2 separate regions of the Homo sapiens genome follow, and region 2 is linked to region 1. A link is a contact called in ENCODE Hi-C or POLR2A ChIA-PET data. All regions are on one chromosome and are shown on one strand. The core of a region is the stretch at or near the end of the contact, and the rest is flanking DNA. Distances in the headings are between cores, read along the strand shown.

The links. Hi-C counts contacts between places; a loop is a spot of excess contacts on that map. ChIA-PET counts read pairs that join two places held with the same protein, here RNA polymerase II (POLR2A). Pooled maps may share reads with other maps.
Region 2: a loop to region 1 is called in a pooled map, with 2.2 times the contacts of the local background. The contact joins two enhancer-like sites. A Hi-C loop is called at or near these places in 1 of 168 maps with a recorded cell type or tissue (heart right ventricle), 1 of 37 single-sample maps with no recorded cell type and 11 of 50 pooled maps. POLR2A ChIA-PET finds 5 or more read pairs at or near these places in 2 of 52 experiments (Caco-2 and WTC11).

The regions. Positions count from the first base shown.
Region 1 is chr12:104,790,548-104,795,268 of GRCh38, reverse strand. No RefSeq gene overlaps it. Among named protein-coding and RNA genes, the nearest start is that of SLC41A2, 170 kb to the left of the region's middle. Within about 2 kb of position 1,873, at least 3 of the 41 ENCODE cell types and tissues checked have a DNase peak (open chromatin) inside an H3K27ac peak, as active enhancers do.
Region 2 is chr12:104,669,002-104,673,722 of GRCh38, reverse strand. The region is part of intron 2 of CHST11 (carbohydrate sulfotransferase 11); the gene reads right to left. Among named protein-coding and RNA genes, the nearest start is that of MIR3922, 80 kb to the right of the region's middle. RefSeq lists an enhancer at 1,708-2,312. Within about 2 kb of position 1,927, at least 31 of the 41 ENCODE cell types and tissues checked have a DNase peak (open chromatin) inside an H3K27ac peak, as active enhancers do.

The sequences.
Region 1 (4,721 bases), core at 624-3,123:
GTTCAAGGATTTTGCAACAACAGTTTAAAGCCAAATGGCGTAAGACGGCAGTGGCCCTGCAAAGAATATTTGCCTGGAGCTCCACACATCCTAGGAGCCGCCTGGCATCCAACTTTTTGAAATCGATTCTACAGATATTCGCAGACATATATGTCATGACGTACTTCAAGATTATTATAGCTTTGTTTGTAATAGTAAAAGATAAGACAACAACTCAGGGCTCCTAGTGGAATAAATTATGGTGCATCCATACAATGGAACATTATGCAACTGAGAGACAGAAGGAATAGGAAATATCTTTACAGATTTATATGGTAAGATCTCCAGGATACATAGTAAGGTGAAAAAAGCAAGGCATGGAACAGTGTATAAAATATCCTTCCTTTTTGTAAGGTTGTGAGAAACAGGATATTTCTCTCATTGGGAAATAAACATTTGGGCAAGAAACACTGGAAGAAAAATCAGGAAACTGAGAAAAACGGTTACCTATAGAGGACAAGGCATAATAAGCTGAAAGGGAATAGGGATGAGGACAAGACTGGTCAGTGTATACTTTATAGATCATTTTCATTTTTGAATGATGTATGTGTATCTCAAAAAATCATTTAGAACTTTTATTTTTAAAGAAAATTTATTTTTAAGGAAAAATATATTCTTTGCCCTATTGACATACCATTGTAGAAATCGGTCCTAAGGTAATAATCACAATATACATTGCAGCAATTTTCAGCTTTACATTTTTCATTTGAAAACAGACTTAAGCTGGGACTGGTGGCCCATGCCTGTAATCCCAACACTTTGGGAGGCCAAGTGAGAGGATCTCTTGAGTCCAGGCATTCAAGACCAGCCTGGGCAACACAGCGAGACCCCATCCCTAAAAAAAAAATTTAGCCATGCATGGTGGCATGCACCTGTAGTCCCTGCTACTTGGGAGGCTGAGGCAGGAAGATCACTTGAGCCTAGGAATTTGATGTTATAATGAGATATGATTGCACCACTGCACTCCATCCAGCCTGCGCAACAGAGCAAGATCCTGTCTCAAAAAATAAACAAACAAAACAGGCATAAACTTCAAAAAAATTGGTACTATATATTATAGTCAGCAAATTTATATTTTAAAGCTCATTTGATGAGTTAGGAAAATATTTATAAAATAATGTGTGAAAAATACTGAGTACAAAACTTTATCTGGAATGACACTAATTTTTTAAGACACCAAAATATTTTAAATGTTTTGCTCTGGATGATGTGATTATGGATTTTTTTTCTTTTTAAAACTCTTTTGTGCTGAACAAATTTTCAAAAATGAACCTGTTACTTTTATATTTATTTTTTGAATTACTTAATAATTATTACTTTTCTAGACAATAGATCCCCAGCTCAAATAGTAGTTAACTATTGTTTTGGGTCTTAAAAAATAAAAAAAGATTGATTTTTGTCCTGTTTAGTAATGAGTACCTAATGTTTTAAAAAAATGAACATCCTTTTTATTCTTACAGATGAGAGAAAACATTCTGTAGAAATGGAACGTTTTAGTACTTAAAGACACTGGGGTATTATTAGTAGGAAGAAATAGTGAATAAATATGGGCCTAGAAGAATAACATTTTTCTCCCTATCATCTGTTCTTTAGGCAAGTGATAATGTTATGCTAACATAGGCTTCTGACTTCTGGTAATTCCCACAGACAGCCTTCTCTGGTCCTTCTCCCAGATCACACACCAAATTCCGCGGGTTTGGCACAAAACCATTCATGTCTGGCTTACTACAAATCCATGCTGTCCAGCTCCACGAACTTGCCCAGAGGGCAGTTTCAGAGCTTCTCTCTTCCCACTCTTTCTCCTCCACTGCCCTCAGCAGGTGGTTCTGACTCCAGGGAGAAGGCTGAGGCCTCTGGATAAGCTTCCTCAGTAACTCCTTGTCCCTGCCTTGACATGCCCATATTGTTTCAAGCTCACCCTTCAACCCATCCATTTCTACCACATTTCCTCTCTTTAGCACCAGTGGCCCACTTCTCTGCTCCATCATATGCACAAGACTTCCTTGGAAGGGAAAGCCTCCATCTGACCTTACCAACACCATTCTACTCTTCTCCTCTTTAATTGTCAACTCTTGCACAAGAAGAGACTCCTGCCTCTTCTTCCTGGCCATTGCCTCTCTGCTTAGCACCCGACAGCCATGGCACAACTTAACTGCAAGGGAAGCTCAGAAATGTGGTCTTCCTGTGTGCCCAGGAAGAGGAAGAAGAAATGAAATTGAGTTTAACACATAGCATTTGTCTCCACTGCAGGACTTAAGACATTTTATTCGGATATTCAAGGAAGACATCACCCAGGAGGCTGAAGGGCTTGAGGCTATTTGAGAAACAGAAGAAAGAGAAACCCATGCAGCTAACAGACTCAGTCACTAAGTCACAATTCCAACTCCTCCTGGCAGAAAATCTAATGACTCATCTTTGGCTCTGGCTTCTGATCTGCTGTGGCCAAGTTAAGGAGCAGATATCACATGGTGATTGGACTGCCTCTTCCAGTGCCGTGAGTCCTCTCACAGAGAGGAGTAAGCGGAGAAAGAATGATTGGCACCTCTAGAGTACGCACCAAGCCAATCTGCAGATCACAGGGAAGGTGACCTGAAGGTTATTTTATGAACTGCTCAAGATAGAACAGAAACAACTTTGCCTTACACTTTACACATTACTTATCCAGGCACTTTCGGGAAAGTAAAAGTTGCAAAGTAAAGTTATATAACATAGAGTAAAATCCTAAAAGGTAGTCTACACACACACACACCACACACACACACACACAGAGAATGAATGCATGGAAAATATGTGGAAAGTGTTTCCTCAATGAATGACTTTTAAACTAATACCTCTCTTCTAGATTAAGACATGAAATACTCTTAGGTTGAATCCCTTTTCACCCTCAGATCAAAATGTCAGTGTCAATAGGCCAAAACCAGAGACTAGACTCAGCTCTAGACGTTTTGTGGGAATAAGAAGTAATGGATTCACCTGAATCTTGGTGAAGTCACCTGTATTCCATGAGTAACTCTGGGCCCAGGGTTGGGCAGATAGTAAAGTCCCATTTTAGGTTCAGCCTGCTTCAGGGCAGTGGTAAAACTAAAGTCTTTAAAAGCTGATTTCCAAAAGATCTTTTGCCTAAAGGCAGTAGTCAGGTAGTTTTGGGACGTAGTCTCTTTTGCCTTGACTTTCTATTTCTCTTAGTGAATTAACAGTTGATGTTTATATCATTCATTGGCATATTACTGTCATCCATGTAATTGTATGTGTCTGTGTCATGAAATTTGGACTTTATGCACACAATGATGTGCATCATATAAATCACCAGGAAGGTAAGTTAAGCTAAGTACTGCCTGGGATTTGTTACACAGTTCCTTTTGAAAGGACACCATCTGAATATGAGATTCTGTTGCTGCAGCTATAAATTAATATGTATGATGCAGGCATTGCAAAGTGTTTTTTAAGAAATTATTACTTGTGTTTTCATTGTTTGCCTTAATAGATTCTGCTTATAGCATTTCAGAAGTTGAATGTAACAGAAACATGAAATGCCTGTTTATAGAGTGGATAGGTCGTGATAGATGCTAATTGGATTTGGCATACTCTTGTGATTTCATATGGCTTAATATTAAAGAGACAGGTTTTATAGGGCGCCAATGCAAGTTGATCTAGGCCATGAGTGAAGTTAACAAGCGTTAATTAAGTGCCACGTGTGAAACCACTTCTGTTCTTAACACCGAGAGGACTCCAAAAGGATAAAATACGGTACTCCCAATGTTCATGGTAAATGATATGTGAGAGGGCCAAAGATTTATATATGAGAAAATTTATATCAGTTGTTGATAAGAGTGAAAATCATAAACAAACTAAATGTCCGGCAACAGAGAAATGGTTAAAAAACTATGGTACATAAAATTTGCAAAATAGGTATCATCATGCACAATCATCTTTTCCAAAAACATTTAATGACATGGGGGAAATTTTCCCAATATAATGGAAGTGAAAGAAGGCATGGCATATGCAGAGAAAGAGAGAATGCATAGAATATATGTGGAAAGTGTTTGCTCAAACAATGAGTGATTTTTAAACTAATACATCTCTTCCAGATTGTTTAGGAAATGAAATACTCTTAGATTGAATCCCCTTTTCACCCTCAGATCAAAAGGGCAGTGTCTATAGGCCAAAACCAGAGACCAGATACAGCTCCAGACCTTTGGTGAGAATGAAAAGTAATGGATTCACTTGAGTTTGCTGTGGACTGTCCTCCACCATCTCCCACCCAGGTATTTGAGAGAAGCAAAGAAAGTCACATAGGTTTATCAGTTTTCCTAAGTCAAAACAGAGAAACTGTGATACAACTCAGGGAGGAATAAGTGAATCCTCACAAAGCTCAGGTATATACTTTCAGACCCTATTTTGGAGAAAACAGCATCAGAGCTCACCCTTATCCAGACCCTTTCCAGCTCAACTCCCCGCCGCAAGCTAGAGGCCTCCTTCACTGAGACCGCGCTCGCTGCTGCCCCTGATGGCGTCAACAGAAACTGCGAGGCCAGTGGCCACGGAGAATCCACAGGTCGTGGAATTGAGGAGCACGTCGTCGTGAGCTATTTCTGCAGGAGCGAGTGGTAGTGTGCCCAAGGGAAAGGAAGAGGTTGGGGACACTAAGGGGAGAAGGCAGAAGTGGGAATAAGTAGGGTATA
Region 2 (4,721 bases), core at 678-3,177, 120 kb after region 1:
AAACAAACGGTTTGTGAATGTGCTGTGCTACATGTTAAATGAGTTGTCTAGGACAGTCTCATTGCCTGGGGTAGCTTCCAATGATGATTATGATGCCATGATGATAATCACCATAAGAATGGTTGATATTTATGGAGTGCTTTGCTAATTGCCAGATAGCACTCGAAGCACTGTACTTACATGAACTCATTTAATGCTCATAACAAACCTATGGGTAGGTACTATTATCATTCCCATTTTACAGGTGAAGAAACTGAGGCCCAAAGAGGGTAAGTTACTTGTCCAAGTCAAATAGCTAAAAATAGGTGTCACCACATGTGTATTTTTGAGAAAATGCTCTAGGCTCACCCTAGAAAGCCTCAAGTCAGTGTTAATCCATGTAACAAACCATTCCATTAACAGGTACAGTAGGCTGAATGGTACCTCCCCAAAAGATAGGTCCACATCCAAATTCCCAGAATCTGGGAATGTGACCTTCTCTGGATAAACGGTCTTTGCAGATGTGATTAAGCTAAGGATCTTGAGATTATCCTGGAGTGTGTGGGTAGGCCCTAAATATTAATGACGTGTCTTTATAAGAGACAAAAAAGAAGACAGAAGAGGGGGCAGCAACGTGTACATGGAGCAGAGAGATGGGGCCCCAAGCCAAGGAGTTTGGCAACTGGGAGAGGCAAATAATAAATCTTCCCTTAGAGTCTCCAGAGGGAGTACAGCTTTGCTGACACCTTGATTTTGGACTTCTGGCCTCCAGAACTGGGAAAGAATACATTTCTGTTGTTTTAAGCCACCTGGTCTGTGGTGATTCATTATGGCAGCCTCAGAAATGGTGGGGCAGGTATGGCCAAGCATCAGGGTTTCAGAGTAATCCTCACGCCTGGGTGTCTGAGTGGTGGCAGCAGGAGAACAGAGGTGCCATGCGGGAGGCATGTGAAATCTGGGGGAGGCTCTTGGCTTGGAAAGTGTAGGAGGGAGAGTCACAGTCAGAATCACGAGCCAGTTTTCCAGCCAAGAAGGCTGCCCAGCAGAGCATACGCTTGTTGCCATGCACTGAGCTGCCCGTCATGGTGAGTAATCTTGCCCCATTGGGAGGTTACTCCTCCCGAGGTCCCTTTGGAGGTGGTGAAGCCAACCATCCTCACATGTTCTATTCCTGAAAGAGGCCAGGGCCAGGCCAGCTTCCAGCTCTCAGAAACACCTGCTCGTGGAATCAATGGCCACAAGGCATGGGATAGCTGATAAAGGGGTTTTCCTTCAAAGTTTTTCATTCTCTGCAGTATTTTGGCAGAATTTGCCAGAAAGCAGAAAGCAATGGTCTCTTTATTCTCCATTTCTGGAGCTATCTGCTCCTTTCGCCCCTCTCTGCAAAGACACTTGCCACAAGACAGCTGGACAGCCGGGCCCCTAATGGAGTCCTGCACACACATCACTCACACGAGCCATTACTCCGCAAGCCAGAGCTGACCTTGGGGAGAGAGGGACAATCCCCTCTCTCCCACACGGTCCACCCCCCTGTGCAGGCCAGACAGGTCTCAGGGAGGTAGGTTTCCAGAAAACGCGCTTCCCTGACATTCCTGGGCATTTTCATTGTCAGGGATGGAGAACTCGAGCTACCCAAATTGTATCAAAACATCTGAAGTCAGAGCAGAAATCTTAATGCTCCTTCCTCCAGGGCTGATCATTACAATATTCCTTAATGGGTAGGACATGGTCACTGACGGGTCAGAAGGAATGCTGCCTGGGAACTGTGCCAAGGCCTCCTGCCAAGTGCCAGTTTTGCCCCATCCCCCAACCACACCCCAGTTATGGAGAGGAAACTGATGAGTCACTGGCCGATTTGCTAACTTCAGTGTCCCAATGCCACACGCCTACAAGGTGACAAAGGGGGTTTCCATTTGGCTGTTGAAAGCCTCTTCTCACATTATGCAAGAAGAGGGCTGGGGGCGGGGAGGAGAGAGAGACAGAGAGAGAGAGAAAAAGAGAGAGAAAGATAGAGATTGGGTAAAATGTCTAAAATTCAAATCATAAGTTCAAGGGGGACTTTCTGTAAGTAAAGGAATCTTTGGTGAATAAAGTATCACCTCACTTTAAACAGTGGCTTTGCTCACACTGTAGGCGTTCTCTAGGCTGCCTGAGATAACTGTCCTGGCCCGTTTGCTGCGAAACCTGTGGGGGAAGCGACAGGACTTCCTAGACCGATCACAGTGCAGTGGGCTAAGAGCTTCCATGATCAAAACCATGATCGCGCTGGTAACAGTAATGATCAGTAGACAGGCATTCCAAGCACTTGATGTGGCTCTCCTCATCGAATATTCTTAACAACCCTAAGAATCAGGGCAAATACTGACCCCACTCTGCAAATGGGGAAATGAAGGCACAGCAAAACCAAATAACTTGCAGAGCCAAGATTTCAACCAAGCAGCCCTGCTCCAGGCTTTTCCCTACCACCCACACCCCATGCTTAGGATCACGGGCGCAGCAAGAAGCCGTGTCCAGTCAGACTGGAGATCACAAGAGGCTTTGCGGAGGAGGGTGTGCCCATGGCCAGCAGACTAGCTGTCAGCTAAAAGGAAAAGGTCATCTGCTCCCACCCCGTGTTAATGAGAAAAGCTAAAACTAGCCATTCTCTACCATCTCATCTCCAGTATTCCAATCTGGTGATTATGTTTTCAGCTCTGAACATGATCTTAGGGCTTCTCACCTGCCCAACACCCTCAGAAGGCAGGGCAGGAAATCCATATGTGGGAAATCAAAGAAACTGAAAAGGCAGAAGCAGAAACACAAAGCTGGAAAAGAGTGTGTGTGTGAGTGTGCATGTATGTGCATGTATGTATGTGTGTGTTTCTGTTGGTGTATATGTATAGGTGTGGGGGGTATGTGTGGGAGTGTGTGTGAGAATGTATGTGTGGGTGTGTGTTTATGTGGGGTGTGTGTGAGAGTGTATGTGTGGGTGTGTATTGGTTTGTGTATGTGAGGGGTATGTGTGGGAGTGTGTGTGTATATGTGGTGTGTATGTATGATGTGTGTGTATGCAGGGGTATGTGTGAGAGTATATTTGTGTGTGTGTGGGTATGTGTGGGAGAGTGTGCATGAGTGTGAGTGCGTGTGTATGGATGTGTTTGTGTGGGAGTGTGTGTATGAGTGTGAGTGCATGTGTGGGTGTGTATGTGTGGGAGTGTGTGTGTAAGTGTGAGTGCATGTGTGTATGGATGTGTTTGTGTGAGTGTGTATGAGTGTGAGTGTGTGTGTGTGTGGGTCTGAACATATGCACTTGCACATGTGTATATGCTCCATGAAGGAGGCTATGTTGGGGGTGGGTGGAGGAAATGGAGGCAGTTCATGGACGGTCTGGAATAGAAAAGCGGGGAAGGACCACCCTGCCCTGGGTGCCGTGCAGAGGCAGAGATTGCTGGTGGATTCAGAGTGGTGGGGAAGCCCCTTGGTTTTGAGGACTCGCTCTGCTACAGCCCTGTTAGCATCCTAAGGACTGAGGAAGTTGGGAGACCACAAGGCCTCTGTGGGCTGCTCTCACCAGAGTGCACCTGGCCAGGGTGGACCCCCCTTCCTCCCTCTCCCTGTGAGGCCAGCAGGCCCTGCAGCAGGCGGTGTGGAGTCCAGATTCTTCTGACTCTCTTGGCAAGCTTCCGCCTCTGTCCAGCTGTTGGCTTAGGTGAAGCTTTAGGAAAGCGAGAGGGGAAAAGGGAACTTAGATTTATTAAGGGCCTCCTCTAAACTAACATTTGTTGAGTTGAGCAATTTCTATGTGCTAAGCACAAGTATTTGATATGCATCAACTCAGTTCTCTTGCCACCTTTTGAGGGATTGGCTATTATTCCTGACTGAAGGTGAATCAACTGACAAAACGGAAAAGCCAGGCTCACAGGAGGAGGAAGTGGCAGAGCTGGGATCTGGACACGGGCAGGCTGGCCTCCAAAGCAAGTAAGCTACGAGCTGTCATCATACCCATTTAACAGATGAAAAACTGTGTTCTGGAGAAGCTGAGAACGGTGTCCAGGGTCACACAGCTAATTTGCAGGGCGCAGCTTGACCTTGGGTCAGCCTGGATCCCAAAGCCAGGCTCTCTGACCTCGTTTACTGCGCATGAGTTAGAAACACAGTCCACTGCAGAAAGGGGGAGCACTCTACAAACACAATGTAGGCCTGGAGCAGGGAGATGCCCAATTAACGTTTATGAATGAACAAAACCTCAGCGAATGCACCCAGGTCTGGAGGCCTGCATTCAGAATCCGGCCTCGGGGACAGTGGAAAGACCTAGAAGCATCCCTTTTCAAGGGGGAAAAAAAATCATTTGCACCATTTCTGAGAGCTGCAGGGGGAATGGATTCAAAACAAGCAAAGCTCTCCAAATAGCGATAAATACCTTAAATTACCCAGCAAGTTTAAAAGCCTTCATGCTGCTCTTTTTCCCAGTGCAGAACAGGCTCCTGATTGTGGCTGTTTAGAATGGAACATTCAGGAGGGCGTGGAGCTGGCGGGGCAGGAGAAGGGGAGGGGAGTGTGAGGAGGGGAGGAAAAACGCTCTGGCTGCCCGGGAACATTCACCCAGCTGGCTGGCAGGAGACACAGCGGGCGATTGTGCGAGCCTGTGCTTGCAGAGGGGTGCGTACGTCTAACGCACGCTGCAGTGGGGACTTCCTCAGTGCCTGGGGGCCGTGTTCCTTGCCCACAGAAATGGGGAGAAAGAAATGTCAGGGCTAATGTGG